3 separate regions of the Mus musculus genome follow, and all the other regions are linked to region 2. The links are chromatin loops, found by intact Hi-C in ENCODE. Cell type or tissue: heart. All regions are shown on one strand.

Region 1 (8,000 bases), 360 kb after region 2:
GAAGCTCCTTCACCCAGTTCTGCAAGAAATTAATTCCTATGTGTTCCTAAATTTATTCACAGTAACCTCAGGGTACTGAGAAAGCCTCTGGTCACAGTTTCCAAGACCCGGAGCTATATATGAAAAGGCCAAAAGCCAAAGAAACACAGTATTTGTGTTAGTATTCCTCCTTCATAGTACCTCAGGGTAATGGCACAGTCAGTAACAAAATAGGGACTGTGAAAGGACCTGCCCTAAAGACTGTGGTCATCTTTCAGCCCAGTTCACCCACTTCTGGATCATAAGTGTTTAGTGACAGGTATTCACTGTGTAGCCTCCTTAAAGTACTTCTTTGTGACAGACTGAAGCATCCCTAGGGCAGGGAACTCTGTACTTCCTTCATGGGGCATAGCCTCACTTTGTATACATGGCATTTGTATATATTACCTTTTCTCATTGCTATGACCAAATACCCAGCAGAAGTGACTTAAAGAAGGAAGCATTAATGTGGGTTCAGTCTGAGAGAGTTCAGTCAGTCATGGCAGGGAAGGATTGGCTGGGAAAGAGCAAGGCTGGAATTCTCATATCGCAGTAGACCTAGAAGCAGCAAGCTAGGGCCAGGAAGTGAGGATGCTATAACCCTTAAAACCCATCTCCTCAAGTGACCCCTGTCCTCTAGCTAGGTCCATTTCCTGAAGGTTCTACAGCTAAACCAACACCAACTGAGGCCAAGTGTTCAAATACATGAGCTTGAAGAAGGGCATTTCATTTTCAAACTATAACAGAGAGCAAACAATATCAGAGAATAGATGGATGGATGGATGGATGGATGGATGGAAGGATGGATGGATGGATGGATGGATGGATGGATGGATGGATGGATAATGGGTAGATAACTAATAAGATTCTGTATGCCTAGTTCTCCAGCTTGGTGTCAGCTGGCCAAACTTCAAAGCCAAAGTTATCAAGGAAATGGGCGAATTCATAAAATTTCTCCAGTCTTTCATGTCCTCTCCAGTCCAAAACACTGGCACTCTCAGTAGCTCTTTGTATGCACTCTTAATGACTAGACTCTAAAAATGTAATACCTTTAAAAAGTATTTTAATCAACATATGATTGTGCATATTTATACGGTACAATGAGGTTTGATACAAGTATACAATATAATCACATCAGGGTAATTAACCAGTCCTGATCTCAGATGTTTATCAGTTTCTTCTGATAAAAATATCCAAACATATTTTGAAAAGCATTGTGAATTCTTATTAACCATAGTCATTCCATTGTGTTACAGAACACTGGAACATATTTATCCCATCTAATTGTAGTTTTGTACCTAGTAACCAGTTTCCCCCTACCACACCCTCCCTTCCATCTCCTGGCCTCTAGTAATGATTCTTTCTACATTCATGAAATCATTTAAAAACTTCTATAAATGACAGAGAACACTCTGTGTTTGTCTTTCTGTGCCTGGCATGTTTAATTTAGCATAATGCCCTGTAGGCAGGCTTCACAAAAAACTAACAACTGTGTGATGTAGCAATCCTATCACAGAGTAAGTATCCAAGAGGGGAAAAATCAGGATGTAGGAGATATATTATAGCCCACTGTTCATTCAGAACTATTATAATAGCCAAAATAGGAATCATTTTAGGAATCTATCAATAGATGAATAGCGATAAAATGTGGTATGTGCATCCTGTCCTTTGTGTCAAATCTCTTTTAAATTGCGACTTTTTCTGAGAAAGAATCACTTCACCATGCAATAAGATATGAGACTGCTCTAACAATGTATTTAGAAAGTTTTAGCCTGGTATTGGCTGACTGGTGTGGAGACCTAAGCCTCCTCTTGGAGACTTCTTGACCAAAGAGGAGATGGGCACTGGTCTCTAAGTATCTGATAAGGCCTGCAGGATTTCCAGGTAGACACACCGTTTACTATCATGCTATTTATCAACCACATGTTCACAGCACAGATGGAATTTCTCTTCAGATGATTCATGTTCCTTGTCAACAAACCTTTTTACACCCGTATCTAGTTCAAACTCACCCAGCTTCAGAGTGGGGGGGCTGGCTGGTCACAACCTCTGCCCCCTTAGGGGGAGTTGTGAAGATTTGGAATTGAATTACAAGAGCCACCAGAGACTTCCCTATTTAAGGTTGAAAACAAAGCTCTAGAACTCATCTAGTTTGCTGTCTTGTCTTGTAATATTTACTGCTTCTGCTCCTGAACTGAATGAGTCAGTATTACTAATCTCATGGAGTGGTTGGGACAATCAAATAAGGGAATGCAATCAAGAAAATGTGAAGAATATAACTTTTAATAAACTAGTAAAACCACATCAAGGTAATCCTTTATAGATATGTCCAACCCTTTATAGATGTGTGTCCTAGATCCTGTAAAGTTGACAGTGACTATTGTGATAGAGCAACATAAATTATTTCTGCTGTTCAAGCATACCCCAAGGCTAAGATCCCAACATCAAGACGTAGAATAACTGTCCTAGTTGTCATTCTCAACTATCAACTTAGCACAGTATAGAGTCATCCGAGGGAGCCTCAATCGACAGACTAGCCATATAAGAACAGCATGTATAAGATATTGTTTGGATTGACAATTGCTATAGGAGGATCCAGTCTACCTTTGTCAGCGTGTTCCCTAGGCAGATGGGACTGGGATGTCTAAGAAAGTGAGCTGAGTATGAGCCTGTAAGTGAGCCAGAGTGTAAGCCAGAAAGCAGTGTTCCTCCATGGTTCTGCCTCTGGCTTCCTGACTTGAGTTTCTGCCCTGACTTCCCTCTGTGATGATTTGTGACCTAGAAGTGCAAACTAAATATACCCATTCCTCCCAAGTCGTTTTTGGTCAGGAAGCAACAGGACAACAAGCTAAGTTAAAAAATGCAATTTTGCCATGGGCTCAAAAGGAAGAATATACCACCCTGACACTGTCTATTTTAAACTTCCTAACAGCTCAGTGAGACAGGTTTGCTATCTGTCCCACTGTATAGATATGAAATAAAGAAGATAATATATCTAAGCTTATAAATATTAAAATTTGAGTCCAGATATCATCTAAGGCATAGGAGTGGCCTTTATGTCTCAGAAGCATCAAGGAACAGTATTTCTGTGGATTTATTCCTCTTTACCGCTCTAAAGTTCTTTGCCTCTTTGTTCTAAGCCACAGTTACAATGTAAAACTTCCAGATAACTTGGTGGCATCTAAGTTTCTATGACCAGCTCTGGCTTCACAATTCTTTCCACTTATGTCAGCTATGATGAGACAAGTCTATGAATAGTGTCCAAGACACCTATGTCAAAAGATGGAAGTTCGGCTTTAGCTGCCTTGATTTAGGATGAAAAGGGTGACATCTATTGTCTGAAAAGAAGCCATGTTCTGATTTGTCATCTAAATGCTTTTTGATTGGTGAGGCTTTGCCCAGATTATTTCTTACAGGAGATATCATATTTAAAAGAGAAAAAAAGAGACAGTGGAGGATAACCCTGGTGGGCAGGGCATGACGCCCTTGAACTTGACTGCAGCTGCAAAAAAAAAAAAAAAAGATTAGTCCAGAACAGAGGGTTTGTACCCCCAGAGTCAAATTTCATGGAGCCCCGCTCCAGGAGTTATTGCATGCATTATCCAAAAATCTGTTTGAACTTTTTTCACTTTACCATCCTGGACTTGTAAAGAAAACGGTAATTGCATGTTTTGAAGTCCACAAAAAACGAAAGGGTAAGGTACATGGAGACAAACTGCTCCAGATCGTGGCTTAAGCTTCTCCTGGCACCAGCCCACTTCTGTGGATTTCCAGCCGGGAAGTACCACCCGGGTTTATTTTCAGGGGTGGGAAGTCAAGTGACAATTATCTCCTGTCACAGAAAATTAAAAACCCAGGCTCACCCATCCCAGGAGCTGGACCAGTGTAGAACCATAATGACAGGCTGAGGCTGGGGCATTTCCTTTAAAGGCATGGGGCACTCAGGAAACACACAAAGTAAACAGAGACATAAAAGTGCATGGAACAGGCCCACATGCTGGGCAAGAGTCTGCGCCAAGAGGAGAGAGTGCATTGTCACTCCCCTGGGCACTGAGAACTGCGGTCTCTAAGAGAACTCAGATAAGCTGGATGAGGATGGTGTGGGCTCTACTGTGTACTGTGTGGGATCTCATGAGGATGAGATGGGTGGTCCTGCCCCTCATTTCTATGATGTTAAGAGCATTTTCCCATCCTGTTTACTCCTAGCAGAGTTTTCTCCATCCATGTCTGGACACCTGCCCATGTTCCCCTGGACAGGGTTGCGGTCCTGGAAGCCAGGGCTTTGGCTCGTGTTCTGTGTTGACATTACTGTGACAAGCTGGGGTGAAACTCGCCTCTTTCAGGAAGGCTTCTAGGACTGCAACAGCCTCTCCTCACAGCTTCCACAGCTGTCTCTGCAGTCATCTGAGCAGGGATTCTTGCATGGTCTGTTGTCTTCAAGAGTGGGGACAATTTTTCTTCCTGTTGATGTTAAATGTGCATGTTAGACCTCCCCCAAATGTTTGCATAGCTACTTCCACATCACCCAGTAAGGGATGTAGGGCCGGAAGTCATCCTGCAATCCTGCAAGACTAATTAATGGGAACTCATAGAGTCAAGTGAACAAGAACACGGGTTTCATTCAGGCTGTCTCCCAATCTGTCAAGGCCTTGGTTTCTCTCAGCTGTAAACAGGGATGGAGATAGCTCCCTTCCATGAGGCTATAAAGCATTAGAGATTCAGCAAGGTAACACAAGAAATTTACAGACACCTCATCTAGGGGAGAGGCCCTGGAGAGTTGTTATTATTTTAGAAATGATAGAATTCTAAGCTCAGAGCAGTTGATACACCGCCAGTGGCATGAGTGCCTCTTAACTTCCTCATATTTTAAATAGAAATAATGGCATCATATATCATATATACTACATTGAAATGCTTAATTCAATCTATTGTTAGCATATATAGTCAAGCAGAATAACAGGCTACGTTGTTCTGGGTCTCCCTTTTCCTCCAGGGTCACTGGCCACCGACCCATGAGAGCGGAGGGAGCAGAAGTGGACAGCAGGGTTTGTGTACAGTGCGTATGACAGAAGAACTTCTGGGAGTCAGCTTCAGTGAGATAGCTCTACCTTATCATTTCAGAGACAGGGTAGATAAGAGCTTTTATAGTGAGTAGAAAGGGCTGTTTGGTCATAACACAGTACCTAATTACCAGGCAAGAAGCCCTGTGCAGGGTCATCTTCCAAATGAGTTCAGGCACCTGTGCTCCAAACAAGGTCGGGCAAACCCCACTGAGAGAGGGATTCCTTCATCCTGCACCCATCAATGGGAACCCTAGACAGGGTGGACTGCGACCTTAGCAGCAGGGCTCTCCAACGCATTGTGCTGTTTCAGATATGCATAGGGCATACTTTGCTCACATCCAAACCTCCTCAATCTTTCCCCCTCTTTTTCTCCTCCCCTGGTTCCCTTCCCATTCTCTTTTGGACAGTTTTAGCCTCATGTGACCTCTCTCCTCCCCGCGACCCTGTCCCCCTACACTCCATGTTTGAAAGTAAGCATGTCTTTCAGAGTCTTGACTAAATTTGCTTAATATGATAATCTCCAATTCCACCCATTGTCCTACAATGATTTCATTCTTTTTGAGTTAGTAGTATCCACTGTGTATATACTGCACACTTCCTCATCCACCATCTATTGATGGGCACTGAGGCTGCTCTGTAACTTGGCTATTGTCAATAATGAGGGTGTAAAGGCATCTCGTGCATGGTGACGTTGATTCCTTTGGATGTATACTCAGGATTGGTACAGCTTGACCATATGCTTGGCCTATTTTAGTATTTTGAGGAACCTTGATAGTGCTCTTCACAGTGGCTGGACTGATTTACAGACCCGCCAACAGTGTATACAGATTCCTTCGAAGGTACTTTTAGAAGCATGCTATACACTGGGATGTGCCTCAGAACTTTAATTAACCTGCCTGAATACTGGATGCCTGGAACGCATCAGTGCTGGAGCTAGGTTTTAGTACCCCCGACTTTCCTTCCCAGCATGCCATGCTTTCTCCCTGATAGGCTGGTATTCCTTCCAGTACCAGAGCTGTGCGGTGGTCTTCATGGAGAAAGAGTATCACTGGAGATGGATTTTGGGAATCTATAGGCTTAGCCTACTTCAAGGTTGCTCTGTCTGTTTTGAGTTTACAGTAAAAGATGTGCTCATTCAGCTCCTGCTCGTGTCGTCACGCCTGCCACTTGCTGCAATGCCTCCCCGCCATGACAGCCCTTATGCCCTTGGCAATGTCAGCCAAACTAAACTCCTTTCTTTTATAAGTTACCCTGGTCATGGTGTTTCGTAATAGAACTGGAGGACTAAACAAGACGCCCATCCTTTTCTCCTCCCCACACTCACTGCAGTTATGCCAATGAAGCCAAGACCAGAAGCTAGAGCCATTGTGGCTGTGATCCTTTTTCTTACTTCTATATTGACTAAAAGAACAAATTGACTTAACAAAAACAGATCCTACGGTAGTAGGGTCAGCAGCACCAGGACTGAGCCTAAGAGTGAAGCTGAAATCTCAGACTCTGCACAGCAACCTGTACCCCATTGGTCTGTGCATTAATTTCTTAAGTCACTCTCCCTCCAGAATTTAGGGAGAATGTAGTCTGGTGGCTGCTATACACAGTTAACTCTACTCCCTCCCTGTCTATGGGAAAACATAGACTAGAAACTAGTAGGATGTCCCCTGAGAAGATGTGAACATTTGTTCATGATTCAGTTAAGGGTAATTCTGGTGGCATCGCAGGCCTCCCTGCTCAGAAGAGAGCCCACTCTGGTGGGCATTTTGTCTTGGCTGTGAAGGACTTGAGGGATTTTCTGAGCTTTTCTGCCCAAAGTTCTTCCAACATGTCCAAGGAGATGCAGACTGGGGTCTGGGCCTGGAGTGCTCAGGTTGTCCTAAAACATCCTGTTTTCCCCCTTCCTGCTTCCATGCCCCTTTTCTAAGCATTATTTATTACAGAATAATTTAGATGTCTTTGGGAGCTGATGAGAGGTTGATACTGGGAGTGTGTTGCTACCATAAAGCCAAAGGAATTGGGAATGACTGGCCAAAAGACTGGAAAATTTTGTTCTAAGCTTTATTATGATCCCCTGACACAATGTTGGAAACGTTCTCAATACCTCTCTGGTCAGACACATATGTTCAAGCACGATATTGTCCATATAGGTAAGATAGAGAAATTAATAAGCCCCTGATTTTGGATCTCACTAAATTTGAGGTTATAGCACATATGTTTACTCAAAGAATTACACACATGATAGGAATGTGTCTTCACAAATTCATCAAATTCCAAATTCTTTCTGTATTTAGTTAAAATAACCACTAAATGATGTTGAACCCACCATAGTTTAAGGGATGACATCATGAGTTGACTTCATGCCCCCTTTCAGTATTTATACAAATTTACCATCTAAATATTCCAACCTCTTCACCTTCATCATGTCTCATTTTCCTACTTTAGTGGTCTAAGCTAACAACCATGTTTGTTCTTGATTCTGTAAATTGGGCCTCATACATCTGGGTAATTCTGGTGGCATCACACGGAATTACGTATGCTTGTACTCAGCAGATAGAGGCATGAGGAATACTGGAAGGGGCTGATGGTTAACTATCAGCCTTGCTGTCTGGGTCACTTACACCCGAGTACATCAACTTGGGTTTCCTTGTGTGAGAGTCACAGGGCTCCAGAAGTTGCGAGTAGACCTCAAGGCCTGTTGCTATTTCTGCCATATTTTACTAATCAAAGCAAGTCTGAGAGCCATGCAGGACTCAAGGACAGAAGATAAGACCTGCCCTTAATTGGAAGGGATTGCCAGTTAATAACACAAGGAAGTATATATGTCGAAATGTGGAAGAAATTCCTGGAGCCATCCATATTAATCTATCATAGACTCAGAAGTTGAAAAGTTCTATTTTATCCGGTTCACATTTAGAAAGGGTCTAT
Region 2 (8,000 bases):
TGCAACTGAGGCTGCACCTTCACCAATGGCCTTCCATGGCCTCTCTCGGTGCCGAGTCTCAGCTGCTCTTCATGACCACTTCATGCCTTCAAAACTAGTACCACCTGGGTGACTCTTTCACATTACCAAGTCCAGCCACAGCACAAGGTACAATCTTGGCTATATCTGGAACACAGCCACCGTGCTCTCAGAAAACACTTCCCAGAAGATGTCACCTCAATGATGCTGGTCTCTTCTTAATCACCGCTAATTTCTTAGCTCCATCTAACCAGCATCAATAGTCCCAGTAATACAAAAGTTTCACTTTAGTAGTTCTGGTATCTTGTTAATCACAGCTGATTCTTCAGCCCCAGCTAATTAGAACCACAGAATCTTCACAAAATAACAATGGCCCTGAAAAGAGTCTTTAATTTTCCCTCTGAAATTTCACAAGCCTGGCCTCCATCTTCTGCACTGTTCTCAACATTATCTTCCAAGCTCCTACACAACATCTCACAGAGCTCTTAACACCAAATGGATCTTCTGGCCCAAAGTTCCAAAGTCCTTCCACAGTCCTCCCCCAAACATGGTCAGGTTGTCACAGGAATACCCCACTATGCTGGTACCAATTTCTCTTAGTCAGGGTTTCTATTCCTGCACAAACATCATGACCAAGAAGCAAGTTGGGTGGGGGGCCGGGGAGGGTTTATTGAGCTTACACTTCCATACTGCTGTTCATTACCAAGAAGTCAAGACTGGAACTCAAGCAGGTCAGGAAGCAGGAGCTGATGCAGAGGCCATGGAGGGATGTTCTTTACTGGCTTGCTTGCCCTGGCTTGCTCAGCCTGCTCTCTTATAGAACCAAGACCACCAGCCCAGAGATGGTCCCACCCACAAGGGGCCTTTCCCCCTTGATCACTAATTGAGAAAATGCCTTACAGTTGGATCTCATGGAGGCATTTCCTTAACTGAAGCTCCTTTCTCTGTGATAACTCCAGTTGTGTCAAGTTGACACACAAAACCAGCCAGTATATCATCTTAGGTAGAGCTTGGCCTTGTGGATATGGTGGCTGGAGAGGAAAAGGCCCCAGGAGATCTCATTATGATGCCGAAGCTGGGGTTTGCCTGTGTCTTGGAGAGACTTCTTATTTCATGACTGTGGCCCCTTCCTACAGGAGATGTCCTGCTTCCCCTCTCTGTTCCCTACGGTGGTGGAAACTTGATTGTGCGGACCTTCAGTTTCCACAGAAGTTCAAAGGTTCACCAAGTACCGTTTAGAGTATGTAATTTGACCATTGAATAACAGGGTGGACTTCAAGTTTCTGGTTACCAGACAAGGGAAGTGGTGCTAAATGGAAGCAGAAACCCCAGTGCAGGCTCCGGAACAAGGAACCACATTGGCTTAAGATGGGGCAGGGGCCTCACTGTCCTTGGAAGTGAAGTCTGCGGTGTTTCTTGTTAGTTGTCTGGGCCAATCACAGTGTTTTTCTGGGCCACGATATCCTCAGCTGCAACCTCATTCTCTGCAGGGATTTGTTGAGCCCTAAAAGCCATGTGGCCACTCTGAGTAGTGTTCAAGGGCTTTACCTTTGGCCTTGTGGCTGAATTCAAATCCCGATTCTTCAATATAAAACACATTCAACATTGATCAGGCTATATTTCCTTTCTCTCATGTGGATATTGGGATTTCACTCACAGGGTTTTAATTAGGTGAATTAACACTTTTAAAAACAGCGTGTGAGAATGTCTGGCACTAATTATTCATGAAGGATGCTCACGAGTATGACCTTACACAAGGCTGCTTTCTTTCCTGTTTGTTAATTTTCATGTGATAACAAAGGAATGGGTTTCAATATGAATTTTATAAACACACTGCATTCTTTGTTCTTATTCACACACAACTCTCTCCCCCTTTTCCCCTCAACACTTGTCCCTTCCTCTTTCATGTCTCATGTATTTCTCTGCCCTTTCTTATTTCTCTCGTTCCCCTTCCCTCTTCTAGTCTACTCCCTCTCTCCCTACACACATGTACACACACACACTCTACATGTGAAGAACATGAAATATTTATCATAATTCTGTAACTGACCTATTTCCCTTATCATCCCTAGTTCCATCCATTTTTTCTGAAGATGTCATGGCTTCATTATTTATACCCATTTTCTTTACTATTCATCTATCGATGAACATTGTAATCTGGTCCTATAACTTGGCGATAGTAAATAGTGTTTCGATATACATGGACAGATAAGTGGTTCTGTAGTATTTTAATTTAGTCTCCTTTGGGTACATTTCTAGAAAAGAAAACATAGCTGGGATCATATAGTAATTCTATATTAGGAATTACTGAGGAACCACCTCCTGATGTCTCGAATGGTCAGAGAACTTCACACTTTCCCTCTACACCATGCTTGTCAGCTTTCGGTTGCTATTTTAGTGATAACCATTCTGACAGGGGTGGTCTAGAATCTAATTGTAGTTTTGGTTAGCATTTTGGTTGGGGTTACTTTCAAGGGACGGTATTTTATATAAAGGTGGCATCCACAGTCAGCTGCGAGGCTCTTGTCACGTTTAACAATGAGACTGGTAAAGATCAGAGGAGTGTAGTGACTTGCTGGTGTGTGTAAGAGCCAGGACCTTGAAATACTCCGGGGGAGAAATGAGTCAGACATTCACCGAAGAGACAGAGTTGGATTAATCTACTCTGGTGAGCAGACTTTTTACGCACAGCCAAGGACAGAAGAAAACCCTCCACACAGGTGATACCAATAGGCTGCCACTAGCATCTGAGAACATCCTCTGGGCGGGCTTCCTAGGAGCAATACTGATGCTGCCTTGCGTGTCTGCTCCTGCTGCCCTTACTTTCTAACTTTGTCTGCTAAATTAGGAAGTCAAGATGCAGTTAGCACGGCCATGAGGACCAGACTCCGCTTTTGTTTGGCCCCTCTGAGGCAGCTCCCGAGGCGGAGCTCCAGTAGTCCACCTCGGATCTTTAACACCACCGCTCCTTCGTTTTTTATAGCTACTATTCTTTTTTTTTTTTAAAGTCATTGAAATGATTGCTTCACAAAGTTTTGTTTTGTTGGTTTTTTTTTGTTTTTTTGTTTTTTTGTTTTTGTTTTTTTGTTTTTTTGGTTTTTCGAGACAGGGTTTCTCTGTATACCCCTGGCTGTCCTGGAACTCACTTTGTAGACCAGGCTGGCCTCGAACTCAGAAATCTGCCTGCCTCTGCCTCCCGAGTGCTGGGATTAAAGGCATGCGCCACCACGCCCGGCTGAAAAGTTCTTATTTATTGCTCTTTAATATTTTCTAAAGCAATGCAGTTATTACAGTAAGTTTGAAAAGTATAGAGGTATAGAAATAAGAAAACAGTAATATTTCTCTCCCTCCATTCCCTCTTTTCTTTTCCTTTTGCAGAGATATGCATTGGACTCAGGCCTTGTACATGCCAGACAAGCACTCGGACTCTGAGCTCTTGGCCTTCTTAGATTTCTTCCTATGAATGAATATATATGAATATATACATATGTATATGTATATATATGTGTATATGTGTGTATACATAGAATATATATATAATCTTTTCCTATTCATATAAATTTTACTGTCAATCATTATCCTATCCATACTTTGCACATATAATATCCTTTCTTGAATTATTTTAAAGAACATTGTATGTTAATAAATGATTTGAAAACAGTTTTTAATGGCTCCATGGTAGTCCATTGCAGGAATAAATCAGAGTGTATTTATTTTAATCTCCCTCAGTATTTCTAATATTTTACTTTCATAAATAAACAATACCTGATGAAGTTTTGCATATAAACCTTTGTCCAGATCTCTGTTTCCTTGACAGTAGACTTCACACATAAAAGGGTGACAATTCGCATTCAGGGTTCATCTGGGTTTAGGGCAACTGAACTCCGGGATGACTGCTTTCTGCATGAACCTCAGGCTGCCAGTAGGTGTCGACTTTGCCTCATGTTTCTTCTTGCAGCTCTTTATCCATTTATTTTCAGGATCATCTTTGAAGGGCTGTGGGAGAATGCATTGTTAGTAAGTCAATAGAGTTCAAATATAAAATTTGAAGTCTCTCCCAAGGGTCACAACCCCGAGTGCCCGAGGGCTTGGCTATTTTTCTTTTCTATGTGTTGCTGATTGTATCCAACCCAGCAGCCTATGTGGTGCTGACCTGCTACTGAGAGAAATACAGTCAGTCAGCACAGCCTGCAAGGCTCTCTAGGAATGTGTACACATGCATCATACACACACACACACACACACACACACACACACACTCACACACGCACACACGCACACACGCACAAGGAGAGGGGAAAGACATTCGCTTTTGCCTAATGAGTGTATTCTTGAAGCATCCTATAATTAAAAATTGATAACCTTATAGAGATATCTATTTTAGACAGCCTCCTTTCTAAATAAGGAAACTGAGTCTTGGAGAGGTTAACTTGTTAACATGGTACAAGTATTGAGATGGTTAATCGCTGTTGTTGATGTGTTTAGATTGAGAGTCACCGGGGAGACCGAGGCACACGTCTTAATGTATCTGTAAGGACATTTTCAGGATGGCTTAGTGGAGAGGGAATGATGAACCTGAGTGTGGGTGACATTGTCCCACGGTCTGAAGGCCCAGATGGAATAAGAAGAGGAAAGAAATAGCAAGCCAAGCTACTGCTGGCTTTCCTGGACTGCCAAGGTGTGTCTACTCAGCTTTTACCACGCCTTCGCTGTGCCACGGAGAACCAACACCTCTGGCAACTGGAGTTCAACATGTTTTTTCTCCCTTAAGATGTTTCTTTATGGTGTTTTGTCACAACGATGAGAAATTTGATGAGCGCATGCTATGCTGAAGCAGAATTCAGATCCGGACATTTACCTTTTAAAAAAAGAAAAAATATATTTTTCTATCTGTATGTACACCTGCATACCAGAAGAGAGCATCAGATCATATTATAGATAGCTGTGAGCCCCTGTGTGGTTGCTGGGAATTGAACTCAGGACCTCTGGAAGCCCATACAATGATCTTAACTGCTGAGCCCTATCTCCAGGCGCAAGCACACTTATCTTTGAAGTGTATGACTTTAACAATTTCCCCATCTTTGTTAAAAAAAAATAAATCTACAATACCAAAGCTCTTTATTAACCACCTGGACATGGGTTTCTAAGAATTGTGTTTATAAGATCTTCCTGGGATATTCACGTGGGCATACCAACTGTAGACACCCATTTCATTTGCACTGGGACTGACTGGACAAATTAGAAGCCTTGGCTAAAGAGAATAGGTTGACCCATGTGAGCTGAGTGTTCAAGTCACTTGTCTTATGACAGCAACAAAGGTCTTCAAACCCTGGGACTGGCCTTACAGAGACCAGAAAATGTGTTTCGAAATTTTGACCTTTGTTGCTAGGCAACCACTCTCCCCCCCCCTTTTTTTTTGCCAGAACAAAAATATTATTAGCTGATACCTGGTTCATTCTTTAGCCTAGCAGCAGGGTGTTCAGGCCTGGTTCTGTGCTTTAGGCTTAGGCAGACCTGAAATTGACTTGTAGTTGTGCTGCTTACAGACGGTCTCTGAGACTGACCAGGTTCTTTAAGCTCTGTGCCTCAGTTTCTTCCTCAGAAGGCTGGGTATAACTATACCTGCCTCACAGAATGGAGGTGACTGCAAGATATTGACAGTATAAGTGTTACATCCTGTGCCGAAATTGCTGTCTAGGAGCTAACAGAAAGGAATAATATTCAATAAATAACAGGGAGACAATGTTATTATAAACCTAGATGTCTTTTAAATTATTCATAAGTAGCCTATTCACATGCATAGCAGAAATCCACTCATTGTAGTTGTTCATTTCATGATTTCTTAGTATATCTGTTCATTTGTGCAACCTGTGTGGTCTGCCCTTTCATTGCTAGTCTCCCATTCCTGCCTTTAGCATGGGAGTGTTTACTCTGTACTGTTGTAGGTTTGGAGCATGTAACTTTCTTCTTGATTTTACAGGGACTCAGAGCTAAGGCATTGCCTTGTGTCTCAGAAGACACTTTGGGCTTTTTGTACAATGCTGGGACTGTTAACCCTTTTAAAGTTAGACTGAATGTATTTTCCATCATGCGGTAGTCATGCGGTTTGGCCCTGAGGTGGAATGCTGTGGTTTATCTCTGAGAAGTCCCACAGGCTCATATTTTGAAGGTTGTGAAGGTAGGCGGTAGGGCCTGGCTGGTGGAAACAAGCCACTAGAAGAAGCCCAATTCCTGTTTTAAGAGACATTTATATCATCCAAAGAGTTCTCTTTTGCCTGTTTGCTGGCTGTTGTTACTTACAGTCCTCTCTTACATAACAGATAGTTCTTCTATCTCTAGAAATAGTCCATTTTTGGACATGTAATTCACATGAAGTGGTAAAATATGTGATCTTTAATGTCTGGCTTCTTTACCAAGCATATAGTTGTAGAATGTAGTAGTATGTATATAGTATAGTATGTAGTATGTATATAGTGTAGTATGTAGTATGTATCAGTGGCTTTTTCTTTTTTCCTTTCTTTCTTTCTTTCTTTCTTTCTTTCTTTCTTTCTTTCTTTCTTTCTTTCTTTCTTTCTTTCTTTCTTTCTTTCTTTCTTTCTTTCTTTCTTTCTTCCTTCCTTCCTTCCTTCCTTCCTTCCTTCCTTCCTTCCTTCCTTCCTTCCTTCCTTCCTCTTCCTTCCTTCCTTCCTTTCTTTTTTTTTTTTTTTGACAGGGTTTCTCTGTGTAGCTCTGGCTGTCCTGGAACTCACCTTGTAGACCAGGCTGATCTCGAACTTAGAAATCCGCCTGCCTCTGTCTCCCGAGTGCTGGGATTAAAGGTGTGCGCCACCACGCCCAGCCAAATAATGTCTTTTTTTTCTTTCTTTTTCATTGTTGAACAATTTCCCATTGTAATTATATAAAATGCTCACCAGTTGATGGACATTGTATCATTTTTATGTTTTGTCCATTTAGCATCTTGAACATTTGTTCTGAGTTTTTCTATACATACATGTTTTCAGGCTTTTTGGATATACCTAAAAGTAAAACTGCTTGGTAATCTGGTTAACAGTTGAGTGTTTTAGAGAAATTATCAAACTGTTTTCTAAAACACGCATCATTTTAGTTTCTCCACACTTTTACCAACATCCATCACTACCTCTTATTTTAATGACAGCTGTCCTAATAGATCAGAAATAGTATTTCCCTGTGAGATTGGCATCACCATGTGATTATCATGTGTAATATTGCCTACTATATTTGCTTGTTTACACACACACACACACACACACACACACACACACACACACACGATCTTACTATGTAGTCCTGGCTGTCCTCAAACTCTTCATTTATACTCAGGCTGGCCTCAAACTCACAGAGATCTTCCTGCCTCTGGCTCCTGAGTGCTGGGATCGAAGATGTGCACCACCATGCCCTATGTGCCCTTGTTTTAACTGGGCTATGTGGTCTTTTTCCATTGTTCAGTAATGCGTCCTTACTTACTCCGAATATATTTTCTGAAGTTGATGAGTTGCAAATGCTCCCCTGCCCTCATCTTTGAGGGATTCCCCCCAATTATAATGAATTGTTCTTGTGCAGTGTGTGCGTAAGTGCTTTGTGAATGGGAGCCAGAGGTTGATGTGCATGCTTTTCTTTATCAGTTTCACTGTAGGTTTTGAGATCGGATCTCCCACTGAAGCTGGGACTTGCAGTGTGGGTAGACTATCTGGTCAACAAGCCCTGGAGATCTTCCTGTCTCTGCTTCCCCAGTACTGGGAATATGGGCTTTTGTTACTGAGCCCCAGCGTTTTGGATGTGGGTGATGGAATTCGAACTCAGTTTTCATGTTTGTGTGCTATACCAACGTTGGTTCACGTTACCAACAGAGTCATCTTCCCAGACTCCTTTCCCCTTATTGACAATACTTGAAATAGAAAGGTTTTAGAATTTGAATAAAGGCTAACACCTATTTTTCTTGTTTATGATTTTAATGCCTGTGG
Region 3 (8,000 bases), 240 kb after region 2:
CAGGATGGGTTCCTTTCCAGAGGCCAAAAGCCATAAGAGTAATCATATTTCATAGCTCCCGTAACCCTCCACCCAGACAATGGAGGTGTGGTATCCAGAACTAGGTCAGACATACCTGAGTTCAAACTGTGCCCTGCTACTTACTTAGCTGTATAAACCTGACCAAGGTACAGAACTCGAGAGTCTAAGTTCTTGTCTGGAAAAGAAGTACCATACCATCTATCTCAAAGACTGGCTATGGATATTAAATGAGACAATCACACAAGTCAAATCACTTGTCTAGCATCACACACGTGCTACACGATAGAGCCAGGCAATGCACCTGGGTGCTCTTACCCCAAGCTAATAATGTCAGGCTTTCCCAATCCTTTAATCCAAAAAGGCACAGACTCCCATATAGATTTGGGCACTAGGACACACCCACAGTTAGGTATGTTCTTTAATGTATAACTTTGGGCAACCTACATCACTGGTCTGTCTTCTGTTATTACACCTGTAAAATGTAGGCACTAGCACACCTTTCATAGAATGATTGTTTAGTAATGAAGAGGTTAACGAAGGCACTGAGAAGAGTACTTAGCCTAGCACTGAGGATTGTTTAGTAATGGAGAGGTTAACGAAAGCACTGAGAAGAGTACTTAGCTTAGCACCGAGGATTGTTTAGAAATGGAGAGGTTAACGAAAGCACTGGAAGAGTACTTAGCTTAGCACCGAGGATTGTTTAGAAATGGAGAGGTTAATGAAGGCACTGAGAAGAGTACTTAGCTTAGCACTGAGGACAGGCTTTGTGCTAGAATTACTTTTGATGTTCGTTAGAATTCTCTGACCTGCACTTTTAAGAGATTTTTTTTAATTGGCCTGGTTGAATCTGCTACTTGTTCTCTGGGAAGCATAGTGTATTTAAAAATACAATTTTTCGGTTCTTAATGAAAAAAATCAGTGGGATTCTAGTTAGAAAGACAGCCTTTATGAAATCAGACTGAAACAATGGTGGTAATAATAATAATAATAATAATAATAATAAGTAGTAGTAGTACTAGTAATAAATTGGCACAATTTTTCTAAGGGCTTTTAGGTTGGGAACTGTATTGCCACCCATTGGATAAATGCTATGTCTAAATGGGCAAAGGACTTGTGAAAGTTTTATGGCTTGGTTAAAAACCTTAGGGTGATATAGGTTAAAGAGATTTTATCCCCAATGCTGTTGAATAGCAGGAAGTTTATAAGTGGAAAAGGGCAGCTTTTGTGAACATGTCAGACATAAAACAAAACACCACATTAAAGGGAAGACTGGAGCGCAGATAGGGCCGCCTGGCTCCAGGGAGCCGTTCTGCAATCATGGTCACAGCTTTCTATGCATCTTGGACCCCATTTAAATTCACAATAAAAACCAAGAAAGCAAATGTACACCAGGTACTTTACTCTCGACACCTTTCTAGGTGCCCTGAAGATAGGAGGCAGACTTTCAGGGTGCAGATTAGGGGGGTGGGAAGGAGCTCATCTTACTTCATGTCTTCAGGGGGCTGCCACAGCCTCGGCACCATGTTCCAATCATGGAATTCAGAATGCAAATCTCTAGCAGATGAGACGGCTGGAAAACAGAAACTGCCACAGACCCAGAAGGCTTCCAAAGTTCTCCTCTAAACATCATCTGAGAGCCCAGGGGCTGTGAGCCCCGAGACTGGTAGCCCCGTCTTCCAACCATGGGTGAGGCCTCCTGGAAAACCTAGGCACTTCCAGATGGACTGTCAACCATTCCTTGAATATAGATCTTAATCCTTTATCTCACACGTTACATCGCTAGACATTTCATAACGGCCTTATGGCCGAGTCCTTCATTCTGAAAAAGGTGTTTGTGTATACTGACATCTAAACTGTCCATCAAATCACAGTGGTGGAGGTATCTACAACTGTCCAGAAGTTGTACTCCCTAGCTCAGTTGTTAGTTGAAAGATCTTTTATAAGTCAGACCATTACAGGAGTCTTTTAATGGACTTAGGGGTGCCCCTGGGGCATCCTGGCTGCTTCCTGGGGAGGCTTATTTCTCCCTGTGATGTTAAGGGGGAGTTCCCAAGTCTGGGTCTACTATTAAAGCAGGGACATCTGCTACCCTCCTAATATTTTCAAGGCGGCACCCCTCCTCCACCCCCTCCCAGAACTCGAGGATACTGGGAGGGCTACAAGCTGCCAGGGTGAGGAAGCAGCAGAAGGAATCTTTGTCTCCCCAACACATCCATCAGTTCCCTCCCCAGAGCCCCCACTACACACTGCACACAATCAGCAGCCCACTCCCCGCAAACGCACCAAGGCTGCAAAGATTCAGGCTCCAGTCCCTGCCTGACATTCCTCTTCCCACCCTCCTTTTAATTCACTCACTTTTTTTTTTTTAAACAAAATGTAATTACTTGACTGTCAGCCGGGGCTGCACTCTGGGGCTTTAACTCCTTTCAACACAGATGTGCGCCCAGCTTTGATGCCGCTGTACTCGCAGCTTGTCCCAGCCACAGCCGGCTCGGTAATGTAACATTCAAGTGCATATTTATTTTTAAACTGACCTCTCCTAGACGGTGCAGTATAAAGCAGGTCCTGCCAAAAAATATGCTACTTTCTATTTATAAGATGAAACACATGCCTTCCCTCCCAAAGGCGAGAGCGGGGTGGAGTATAATAATTCATAAAGAAAAAAACTGACTGGCCGGATCCATTCGTCCTCGCATGGCTGTGTCAAGATACTTAGTGAGAAGGAAGAGAAAAGAAGAGGAAGAAGAGCAATAGCAGGAGGAAGAGGAGGAGGAGAGGCAGGAGGAGAAGGAGAGGGGAAGGAGGAGGAAGAGGGAGTAAAGATCTTGTAAACGCTTCAGTTGTTCAGAAACCGCAGTCGAGAAAGAAAAAAAAAATTTTTTTCCCCCAACTGCCAGATCTGCAGGTTGGAGCCTCAGCTACAATGTGCTGCCTCTGTCAGTTCGGAAACTGCCAAGCTGCGCGGTGCACTCTCGCGCCGCGCCGCATCGGTGCAAACACACAACTAGAGGGCCGCGGTAGCCAAGTGCGGTTTGTTCTGCTGGAAAAACGCAACACGCGCCCAGAATGGCTGTCAATGGCCTGGAGGGGGCCGTGCTGACTGCAGCCCCACCCTAAAGAAGTAGGTGGCAGAGCTCCGCGTCCTGATCCCCCCTCCCGGACGTCAAGCATGATGTCCCCTTTGATCCTCTAAACATCAGCTCAACCAGGCGGTGCGGTAGATTATCCTCGCACCCTCTAAGTCTTCCAAGGCCACCATCTGCACTAGCTGGAAGGGGGCTTAGGTTGAGGGTCGGACAGTCTTACAGGTGGAGAGACAGCCTGGGTCACACACTCACCAGCAGTCTCTAAGGCTCCTAGCTTCTGCCCGGAGGGCCGGGCGTCGGCCCGGGTCGCCTCCCGAGGGCGCAACAGTCCTCGCTGGTGCGCGCAGAACCAGAGGGGCGGCAACGGTTCACCGCAGAATCTGCTCCGGGACTGCGCGCGGCGTCTCCCGGGAGGCAGCCGCTGCGGAACTGGGTTGTCGGTGAGCGTCCCGCTGCTGTGCTCCCAGCGGCAGTTGGAAGCGCCCGCGACACTGTGCGCGCGGCTGCCGGACGCCGGGCCTCAACCTGCCGAGGGCGGGGCGCAGGACGCAGGGCGGGGCCGGCGCGGGGCGGGGCGGGGCTGTGAGGCCAGGGCAGGGCGGGGAGAAGGGTGCGGGCCGACCTGGACCGTCCCTCCGTTGTACCTGTCCCCCACCTCCCCACCACCCCCAGACCCGCAGGACTGGAGGCGAGGCTGCGGACTCTTGGAGGACAAAGGCTACCCACTGTCACCTCCCAGTTCCACCCCTTCCCAGTGGTGGCTTCTCTCAGAGGCAATGCCGGCTGGGGCTCCCTCAGGCACAAAGAAAAGTGGCGGGGTGCTCCCTTTAAAGAGGGGACCCCAGAGCGTTGCTGTCCGTACGGTGCGGGAGAACAATGGGACTCCGCCCGCACCCGGGACCCTCGTGCTCACCCTCGTGTCCCCGCCTTTCCCTGTCCTACCTAACCCACCTAGCAGTGCGGGGCTTCGCAGCGGAGGAAGGGGACCTGCGCGGGGAAGAAGGGCCACCTGACCGGGTCGCCGCAGCGCGGCCGCAGCTCCCTGGGGACCCCCTGGCAGCTGTAGCTCTCGGGAGGGAAAAGGAGGGTCGCGTGCTGTCAACGTGCAGCCGGCTCCCCTTGCAAGCTGTCGCCAAAACCTGGAGCGCGGATCTGACGCGCGGGAGACGCGGGGTGGAGGCTGAGAGCCTGCGGGACGCAGAGAAACGCAGACGCAGCAGGTTTTTCCTGTCGGGAGGGTGACGTCTCCTCCCCCTCCAGGTCTGTCAGAGATTGACCTAAAGCTGCGGAAGCGGGTGGCGGCTCTCCGGGACGCTCTGCGAGGCGGCGCAAGTGGCGCAGCTGCTGCTGCTCCGGACCGTAAAATTCCGCCCGTGGCGACACCTGCACCTGTCGGTCACCCAGCCAGGGCCTCAGGACGACCCGCCCCTCTGTCCCTGGACCTCTGTAGGAACCCAGAGAATTAATGTTAATTGTCTTAATTGGTCGCCCTCTCTTCCTTCTCCCTTAGTCCGCCAGGTTGGAGACAGGAAAAGGTGGTGTTTTCCGGCGTTGATGTCCCCCGCCGGCTTGGTTGACCTGGAAAAGGAGCTAGAACCCCGAGTAGTCGCACGCTCCAGGTCTGGCCCCAACCCTGGGACTCTCAGGTTGCCTGGAAATCCTGGCACAAAGCAGAGCCCCTCCTGGAGACCTTGGCTTCCCTGGGCGCTATCGGGGTCATCACAAGGGTGCCCCCAATCTGAATCGCTCTGAAACCTTAGACCGGGTGCACTTTAAGCCCAGGTCCTAAACCACGGTCGACGTTAAGATGAATTTAAAAAGGAAGCGGACACAACTGTTGGGGAAAGCAAAATACTTGGGTGGAGTGTTAAAAGCCTCAAAGAAAATAATAGTTGGCAGGTTAAACGGCCATGAGGTCGGAAGTCAAATACAAAACCGCAGAAGTGATACCAGAATTTTGACAAGCAAAACAGTCGGTGAAGATAAGGGACCCGGCACTGTTTCCCTTCTCCGAATGACCGACTGCTCCGAAGTTGCCTTTGGCAGATACCTGGGTTCCACTCCGAATTCCTCAGAGTTTTACTTGGGGTTCATATTTCAAAATATATGTTCCATTTGGCACTAATGTATATATTTTATATATGAATTTATTGAAAAATATTAAATGTTACTGGCCTAGTTAGATAAAGGTATTTTTATAAATATTTATGCACAGCTTTCATTACATATGGTATTTTTAAAAGTACAAATATGCATGTATATACATTTATGAAATGCTGTATGAAAATTCCTTTTTTACGCATAAAAGCATTCCTTACACATATGTCATGTGTGTGATTTTTAAAATTCGTTCTATTGTTAGCTGCCATTAAATGCAGTCCATTTCCACGTGTCTAAGTAAATAATTTCTTTTACAGTTTGTGCAAACATAGGGTGGCAGGTGGCTATAAGTTAAAACTTTTATGCCAAAACTCTGTTTTCATTCTTATGAGCTGTTTCTGTTTCACGTAGAGGTGGTTTCTTTCTATATGAGGTTTTAAACAAGTCTTTACCATTGAGCCCTAGACAGTGCATGTGTAACCTACCTCTTCAAGGGTTTCTGGTAGTGCTGACTTGATCCATCCTGGCTTCCCTGAGGCTGTGTTATTTTATTTGTGCTGAACACCTTCAGTGAGGAAAAAAGCCCTCATGTTGCGAATTTTCTTTCCAAATGAGTTCATTTCCTGATTTAGTCATGGCAGCCTTTTGGTTCCGTGGGTTTAGATTTTGTTAACTTCAGGAGGCTCTCCTGCTAAGCAGAAAGGAAAACTTCGCTTCGTGACGACTGAGACTTCTGAGACTGTATTTCAGAGAGGGTTAGCCTTGGGAAAAAATCAGTGGGAATCTTGGAAGTCTAGGACTAATAGCTATAGCACGCAGGGCCTACGGATGAGTCCCTATCATCTCTTTGACTTCCCACTGAAGCTAGACTAGTGTTGGTTTCCCCTAGGATGGAGTAGGGAGAACTGTCACGTGGCTTCTGTTCATGGCTGCCTTGCCAATACTTGCTCTCACTTGTCTTCATCCCACCATATGAGACTCCAAGCTGCCCTTCAGTTTATGCCTGCTGAGCCCTGCCCTCTATCTGTCCAGGACACTTCTTCCCCCAAAGCTTCAAAGCCTCCTTTCTCCCTTCATTAAGATCTTTTTTTTTTCAAATAAGACTTCAAGGGTGAGACTTTCCCTCCCCTAAAATAGCAGTCCCACCCAAATTCCCTTTCCCTGAATAAAGCAGGAAGAATAGTTTCTTCATGACCTGACATGACATCATATGTATTTATAGTGTTGGTTATGGCCTGTTTTCTGCGATGCATGGATGGATGGGCATGAAGTACTTTGTAGCTTCTGTACCTAAAACAGGGCCTGGCACGTAATAATAACAATAATATCTGTTGAATAAAAAGTCCTTAATAGCAATCAGCCATGAGTCTAAGAGCCTTATTTACAAACTCTATAGCACAGGATAATATTATATTAAACATTCCTGGGATAGACCGCACAACTGCTGAAACCAAAATTTCAGTCCCTTTACTTTAGTCTAACTGAAGGAGAAACACAAAACACATGGAACGTTTTAAGTTCTAAAACTCAAACATTTGAAAGGAAAGCTTACAAAAAAGCGTCTTTGTAGTCCATGTATAATGCATAACTATTTTTCTTCTGGCAAAGCTGAAATGTACTCGTGTGTGCTCAGCTGGGGTTTTCCTCCTAAAATGCCACATTCGGGTTGAACTGAAGCATATATGTTCCCCATTATCCCCCCCCCCCAAGTTAGATCTGAGGGGGGCGGTGCCAGTAAGAAACTGCAAGGTTGAGACTTTTTGTTTGAAGGTGCTGGGGATGAAGCCCAGGGCACATACTAGGCACACAGCCTATCACTGAGCTACGCTCCCAGCTTGATTACAATGTTTCAAGTGCGGCTCTAGCTGCAGCTTAGGTGTTCCCCTCGCTCACAAACTTTAGCTACACCTGAGAGGAACTCTATACAGTCACCAGTGGGAATGAATTGCCTTCACTAGTTGCCAAATAGCTTAGAAATTTTCTAACTAGCAATTTCCTTGTAAATAAAGAAACTCAAGTCACCTTTTGGTTAAGAGCCTGAGCTTCACCTAATCCGACCGAGCAGGAAATGGTATATTGGAAACTATGGTAGCATGCAAACGGCAGGCCTGGTTTACGGGTTTAAGCAGGGCAGAAGGTCAGCCTGGAACTTTGAAGACAATTTGTGTGAGATTACTAACCATGGCCCAGCACTAATTCAATCATGGATAAGACCTTCAGCTATAGACATAGGTGTAATCGATCTGATGGTTAGTGGAAATTGGTGACTGATGAAGAGCATTGCCTAAGATTTATATAGCCTTCGCTACTCTTAATCATCCTTTTACGTGTAGCTCACGCCATCCTCATTTCAGGTTGCGTTGTCTGTACTGGGTAGTAAGGTGCTAAGGCCTGTAATTTGCAAGCTGACAACTTAAAAACAAGCAAAACCAACCTTTCAGTTTCCACTCTTCACTTTGAGGCAACTTAAAAGGCTTTTTTGGGCATTGAGTCATTCTACAGGAGACTCCCTTCCCCAGCTTTGAGAGGATAGTTGATTGAATCATTGCTACCAGGTCTCTCTGGGTAGGTTTTCTCTCCAGGTATCCCTATGTCTGCTTCCTAGTTGTCTCCAGGCTTCTGCTAGCTCCCCAGAGATGAAGTCTGGTTCCTTTTCATCCGTTTACCCTCTCATCCTTCTCCATAGGACTTAACACCTGACACATTGATCATATGTCTGTTTCATGTCCCCTGTGGCCCGACATCGGAACATAAACTGCAGAAGGACAGAAACATTGTGTGTTTCACTGCTAC

What was found. Peaks named below come from ENCODE experiments on the same cell type or tissue, not always from the same donor. Only the 100,000 strongest peaks of a DNase experiment are listed, where the experiment ranks them.
Region 1: it touches region 2 in a loop (2.6-fold over the local background); 4 of 42 quality-filtered maps call a loop at or near these places.
Region 3: a loop joins it to region 2, with 2.4 times the contacts of the local background. A loop is called at or near these places in 12 of 42 quality-filtered maps.

The regions. Positions count from the first base shown.
Region 1 is chr17:79,468,498-79,476,497 of GRCm38, forward strand. 4930429F11Rik (RIKEN cDNA 4930429F11 gene) reads right to left here. Exons shown (of 2, transcript NR_033463.1): 2 at 7,127-8,000. Among named protein-coding and RNA genes, the nearest start is that of 4930429F11Rik, 5.4 kb to the right of the region's middle. In heart, a CTCF peak has its summit at 3,369; DNase peaks (open chromatin) are centred at 3,954 and 4,304; H3K27ac peaks cover 369 bases.
Region 2 is chr17:79,107,085-79,115,084 of GRCm38, forward strand. No RefSeq gene overlaps it. Among named protein-coding and RNA genes, the nearest start is that of Qpct, 59 kb to the left of the region's middle. In heart, a CTCF peak has its summit at 3,936; no DNase peak of the experiment used is centred here.
Region 3 is chr17:79,351,458-79,359,457 of GRCm38, forward strand. Cdc42ep3 (CDC42 effector protein (Rho GTPase binding) 3) reads right to left here and starts at 3,634. Exons shown (of 2, transcript NM_026514.3): 1 at 3,360-3,634. Gm17315 (predicted gene, 17315) reads left to right here and starts at 3,242. Exons shown (of 2, transcript NR_165822.1): 1 at 3,242-3,547; 2 at 4,368-6,563. In heart, CTCF peaks have their summits at 3,129 (motif pointing right) and 4,429; DNase peaks (open chromatin) are centred at 3,194, 3,634, 4,424, 4,664 and 1 weaker place; H3K4me3 peaks cover 3,529 bases; H3K27ac peaks cover 3,266 bases.